Regions from separate parts of the Mus musculus genome. Here region 1 is linked to region 2. A link is a loop called in an ENCODE intact Hi-C map of the cell type or tissue named here. Cell type or tissue: left cerebral cortex. All regions are shown on one strand. Links, peaks and the distances in the headings refer to the core of each region. The heading gives the core; the rest is flanking DNA.

Evidence for each region. Peaks named below come from ENCODE experiments on the same cell type or tissue, not always from the same donor. Only the 100,000 strongest peaks of a DNase experiment are listed, where the experiment ranks them.
Region 1: a loop joins it to region 2, with 4 times the contacts of the local background. A loop is called at or near these places in 1 of 42 quality-filtered maps.

The regions. Positions count from the first base shown.
Region 1 is chr14:11,933,914-11,936,831 of GRCm38, forward strand. The region is part of intron 2 of Ptprg (protein tyrosine phosphatase, receptor type, G); the gene reads left to right. Among named protein-coding and RNA genes, the nearest start is that of 3830406C13Rik, 350 kb to the right of the region's middle. In left cerebral cortex, for the core only: a CTCF peak has its summit at 1,588; a DNase peak (open chromatin) is centred at 1,985.
Region 2 is chr14:11,987,700-11,990,617 of GRCm38, forward strand. All of the region lies in intron 4 of Ptprg (protein tyrosine phosphatase, receptor type, G), which reads left to right. Among named protein-coding and RNA genes, the nearest start is that of 3830406C13Rik, 300 kb to the right of the region's middle. In left cerebral cortex, for the core only: no CTCF peak of the experiment used is centred there; a DNase peak (open chromatin) is centred at 1,534; H3K27ac peaks cover 264 bases.

The sequences.
Region 1 (2,918 bases), core at 127-2,626, 54 kb before region 2:
ACCTGTAACCCTAGTTCCAGAGCATCAGATGGCCTCTTCTCGTTTCTGTGCACACCAGGTGCACAGTGTCTTGACTCACATGTAGACCAAAATAATCAGCACATAAAATAAACAAATTTTCAAAAAAATGTTTTTTTAAAATGTGCAGAAAATGGGGCAGACTCCACTGTGTTTCTGGTGCAGATTCTATGTCTCTGGCATGCGACTTGGAGTCCGTTCCCACCTCTACTTTATTCAGCAAACAGGATGCCCAGGGAAGTTGGCAGAGAGGGAGTGAACACAGTGTCCCAGTTGAATTTTGTATAGTGGGCTCAAGAAAAGCCCAAGATACACCAGTGTGGGACTTCTAAATAACCTAAGGGGTCACAGACCTTGTGGCCCATGGCCGACTATCTCCTTCCCTTTCTCTTTCTTTCTTGATAAAATGTCTCTATTTCTAATTGTGTGTCTTCAGTTCTTTTCCGTCTGACATAAGAACCTAGGTACTTGGGCAAATTGGCTGGGACTCAGATCCACACTGATAATGAATACATGGAGCCTGGGGATGGGGAAAAACTGTGAATGGAACTTTGCATTCCAAATGTATAATAGAAGTAGGATTTCTTAGGAAAACAGAGATGCTACCCAGGGAGGCAGGAATAGGGTGCAGTGGGGAGTGGGGAAAGCCAGGGAATGAAAGGAATTATTGTTATCTGAAGTGGGGCCTGTTTTGTGAGGTTTTGCTCTTCTGGAATCCAAGGTGACTCCAGATTTAGGGCATGGCTATTGTGTTTTTAGTCTTAGGGGAGACAGGTTGGTTATGCACACAGCCACTCCTTAAGTGACTTACAAAGTCAAGCAGGTGTCTGACTAGATGAAGACCCAGATGCCAGGCCCATCTCCTCCTTTCATATGCCTAGTGAGCCCAAGTGAGTGTTCAGTGCTTTGTGACAAAGGTGGTTTCTAAGTGCCCGGTAGGCTATGTTCCTTTGACTTTGGTCATAAATAATCCGAGAACCAGGGAGGGAAAGCCACTCTCTGGAACCATGTGAGATAGCTTTTTTCCTATTTTCTGTGTTCTAGCATCAGCTTGTGGGATTCAGATCATGAGCATAGGATACCTACATGGCTTTGGGATGGTACTGAAAAAAATCTGTACCCAGCAAGAAAAGAAAAGAATATTCTTAACCCCTTCATCACTGACTGAATTCTGTCTGTCTTTACTGTCACACGGCAGACATTTCATCACTGACTGAATTCTGTCTGTCTTTACTGTCACACGGCAGACATTTCATCACTGACTGGATTCCGTCTGTGCTTTAGTGTTACATGGCAGACATTCTCAAGGAGTTTTGCTTTCTTCCTCTTTTTGCTCTGTTACCAGCAAAGAAATACAGAAAACCAAGGGAACCATTATGGAGACCTGAAGAAGCCCACTACCTTTTCAAATTAAGTAATGCTTTTTGTTTTAATTTTGGAAACTCTTTTAGTGTTGAAGACAATATTGCTCTTTGCTTTGAGCCTGAAGACACCACTTTTGTATTTATAAAAGATCCTGTAGCCAGTGCTCAGGAGTGCCACTCCTTAGACTAGTGGCAGATACAGGAACCACAGGTGCTTTCCTATGGATGCTGACAGCCCCTGGAATGCCCTGACTGTTTTTTCTTCCCATCATGCAATTTACTTCCCTTTGGGGTCTTATTCAAAGAGAGGAAAACGTTATCATTGGATTTATTCAAAAGAAAATACCAAACAGAATATAAGATATTAAGTGTTGTTCAGGCCCACAATGTTTGGATATCTGTTTACATGAACTCGCTCAGCAGGCATGCTCACGAGCCTCCAGCTTAAAGAAAGCCCTGCTCCTGATCAAAAGATCTTTTTTGTTTTTTGGAGCTGCATGTTTATGGAGGGATATGAGGAAGCAGCTTAGTGCTAATAAATAGAAACAGCATCTCTAAATTTCCATCCTCCGGCTCCCTGCTGCAGAGAGAATGGCAGCTGATTGCCTCTGCCTCTTCCTTTGTCCAGCTCTCCTGAATGTGCCTCTGTCACACTGTAGCGTTGTAACCATTAGCTCTTCTATCTGTAGGGAAAGGACTTCTCATTTCCTGATTAGACCACTTGTTTTTCAGAGCGAGGATCCAACTGTTTTGGAATCACTTAGCGTTTTCCTGGGGTGCGAGTACCCAGACTCAAGAATTCGGCAGTGTGGTGGACTCCCATTGTAGTATGCTTGCTGGCTTAATGCTGTCTTCTAGAATTGGGAGGGCAACATGACTGTGCTGTCCTCTACTTAATCACAGTCCCTAGACATGGACTCTCCTATGAATGCTCTGATTTTAATTAACATTTCCTCCCGTTTTTCTGTCCATCCTAATCTCATTCTGTAGATGGCATTAGTGTTTTGAAATGTAGAATAGTACCAAATTAGATATTTTTCTACTAATAAAATGTCATGGACAGAAGAACTTTAAGGAAAAAAGTTTCTTTGGGACAGCATCTACAATGGCAGGGCTGACTTGGCAGCCGGGGTCAGGAGTGGGAAGCTGGGTGGTCATACTGTATCTGCACACAGGAAGCAGAGAGCAAACTGGAACTGGGATGAGGCTATGAACTCCTGAGGCCTGGCGAGGCCTGGCCCTGTGACACGCTTGCCTCTAGCAAGGTTCCACAGTTTTCAAAGTCCTATAACCTTGAGCAGGCGTTCTAACCCAGAGCCTGCGGGGGACTTCTCACTGAGAGCACAACAGGCTCTTAGGGCCTGATTCCTTTTGACTAGCTGTCTTCAGGCAACAGAGACAGTTGTATGTACTCCTCGTTGCCTTTGGTTTGTTTGCTTAATTTTACACACTATTCACAAATACAAGGTTTTATTTAAAATGTCATGGGTAATTTATGGTAATAAACTATTTTCTGTAGGCATTATAGAGAGTCAT
Region 2 (2,918 bases), core at 212-2,711:
TGCATGTGTGTGTCCCTGTATGTGAGGATGCTTGTCCCCATGCACATGTTTATGAAGGCTAGAAGAGGTCTTGGGTATCATGGTCTCCTACTGAACCTGGAGCATGAGGTTAACGTGTGCTGGAGTCACAGGTGTGGTGTGCATGGGTCCATGGGCTGCTTTTCTACATGGCTGTTGTGAATCTAACTCAGGTCCTCATGTCTGTGCAGAAGGGCATGCCCACTAAGCCATCTCCCCAGCCCTTGACTTTAGTATTAACCATGTGTCTTGATTTTTCTGCATCTCAGTAAATTACGCTAGTTACCACGGGCACCTCCTTTGTGCTCATTTAGAGACACAGGGAGATCCTAGTCGGGTAGTGTGAGCGATTTATATTCCCATGTATGCCTAGGTGTGAATCACAGCCTTTATTCTTTCCTGCAGGCCCCAGGCCCATGACTTTACTTTGACAAGCCTCACTTTTCTCATCTCAGTAGTAGGTATATAAAAACACCGTAAAGTATATAGTACATGACAAGGTGCCCTACACAGCCAGTGGATGGATGGGAGCCATGTTTCCATTGGCTACTCTACCATTGTCAAAACTGCTCAGTCAAAGTATTATTCATCCCAAGTAGTTATGTAGAAGCACTCAGGAGAAGAACCTTTTTATGTCTGCCCCCTTTTTTCATAGTCTTCCTCCCAGTGGCAATTGAATAGAGCAAATCATGGATAGGGTTTACCAGATTAATTACAAATTTTCCAGCCAGTTTTAAAAAATATTAATTAGTATAAGAAAGGACCTACCACTTGGACTACTCCAACTCAGGGAAACCTTGAGAGTGACAGTGTTTTTTTTTTTTTTTCAGTGTCCCCACAGCTCCAGGGGCTGCCTCCTTAGCCGACTTTCTCTCCACTGGTTGTGGTAAATAGGAGGCCACCAGTGGCTTTTCTTCTCCCACAGAGCCCTTTTCTTCCACGTGTTTCCCTGCCCGTGTGCAGGTCCATCACCTTTCCCACCCCAGCGACCAGGACCTCAAATCTTCCTGGTCTTAGCTGAAGCAAGAGTCTGCATAAAAATTGCTTGCTCCCTTCCTGAAAAAGCCAGTGTGCTGTGCTCTCTCTCTCTCATTCCTCTCAAGTTTTCCAAGTGTCGACTTGTGTTTTAAGCTAAGCAGTTAACAAAAATTTACCTGTAGGCAAGCTTAATCAGATTTTACTCTAGTCGGAAGCCTAGCAAAAGAAATAAACTTCCTTCATGAACACAGCTTTCCAAATCCATCAAAAAATGTGCCCCAGAGCCAACATGAAGGGGGTGAAGGAAAGAATTGGCTAAATGATCATCCAGGAAATGTGTGTGCTCATGTGTAAGACGAGGCTAGGAGTTAGAAATGAAAGCACTTTTTTTGTGTGTGTTTCAGTGAATAATTTTCCTTGTTACAGTAAAAAATTGCATTGCTTGCTGGAAGTCTGGAGTGCGTTGGGTGCTCCAGGCAACTGTTTCTTCTCCTGATTATTTACTCCATGGATCTTTGGGGATGTGCTGCATATGACTCAGCCTAGCCTGCATTTAAGGCTTGAGAAATATTCTTTAGGGCTCCTGGGTAGCACAGCATCTATTAATTACTGAGAGGGTGAGGCCCAGGTTTCCTGGAAGTTGGAATCTACTTGTTCTTTGTATAAAAGAGTCCTCTGTAGAAAGAAAGACTGTTAGAAACAGTCCTTAAAAGGCAGATAGTTCCATTGCTAAAGGGTTTGCTGTGTAAACAGGAGGATCTGATTTTTGAGTTTGCCAGACCCAAGGCAATGCATACCTGTAATCTCTTTGGGAGATGCAGACAGAAGGACGCCTGGGCAGTGCTGGACAGTCACCCTAGCTGATGTAGTGAGTTCCAGCTACTGAAAGACCCCATCTCACAAGATAAGTCATAGATCAATGGGACAAAATACCTCATGTCAACCTCTGTCCTTCACCTGCATGTACATATATGTGTGCCCATGTACATGTACAGCCAAACATGCCCTTTTTAATATTGTATTGAAAGTCAGGCACTTTTTGCCCTGAAAAAGCCCTTTTAAATTGACCTTTTTGTTTGTTTGTTTGTTTGTTTTTGTTTTTGTTTTTCTTTTGAGACAGGGTTTCTCTGTATAGCTCTGGCTGTCCTGGAACTCACTTTGTAGACCAGGCTGGCCTCGAACTCAGAAATCCGCCTGCCTTTGCCTCCCAAATGCTGGGATTAAAGGCATGTGCCACCACGCCCAGCTTAAATTGATCTTTTTGAGGTGACATAGACATAACATGGGGAAATATTCTTGTGTTCCTGGCATCTGTACACTAATTACTACCTATACATTTTTAATAATTTAATCTGTCACATTTTAGAAGAGGAAGGATTTTGATTCCAAACAAAACTGAAATGCATGACCAAACACATTATGAAATGTGTGGTTTCATTAAATCCTGTTGTTAATTCAACCAGAAGGAAATCACTTCAATCAAACTGGGAGCAGGAGTTTGCCTTGGTATTTCATATCCCTACCTCATCAAGCCTCACCACACATTAGGCATGTTGTATGTACATCCAGAGAAATTTTAGGTCATGGTCAGAAGGCCAAATACTGCTGGCTTTGATGGTACTTCTACTCTGAAGACAAGGAAGAAAAGCTGGCTTAGATCAGCTTCGAAATTAACAGCTTGGTTACAAAGACATATTTTATGCAGCATGGATCCAAATGTGGAGAGAAGCAAGCTAGAGAGCAGCCTGGCTTAGTGGCATCAGTCTCCATCAGTGCCTTCACGGCCTCTTCCCCTGCTCTTAATAGGTCAGGTGTCTGGTCCACCCTGAGCATACCCGTCAGGGCATGATGCTCACATTCAGCTCCTTATAGTCAATACCAAAGGCCCTGTTTGTCCTTAGTGTAGTGACACCTGGTCCATA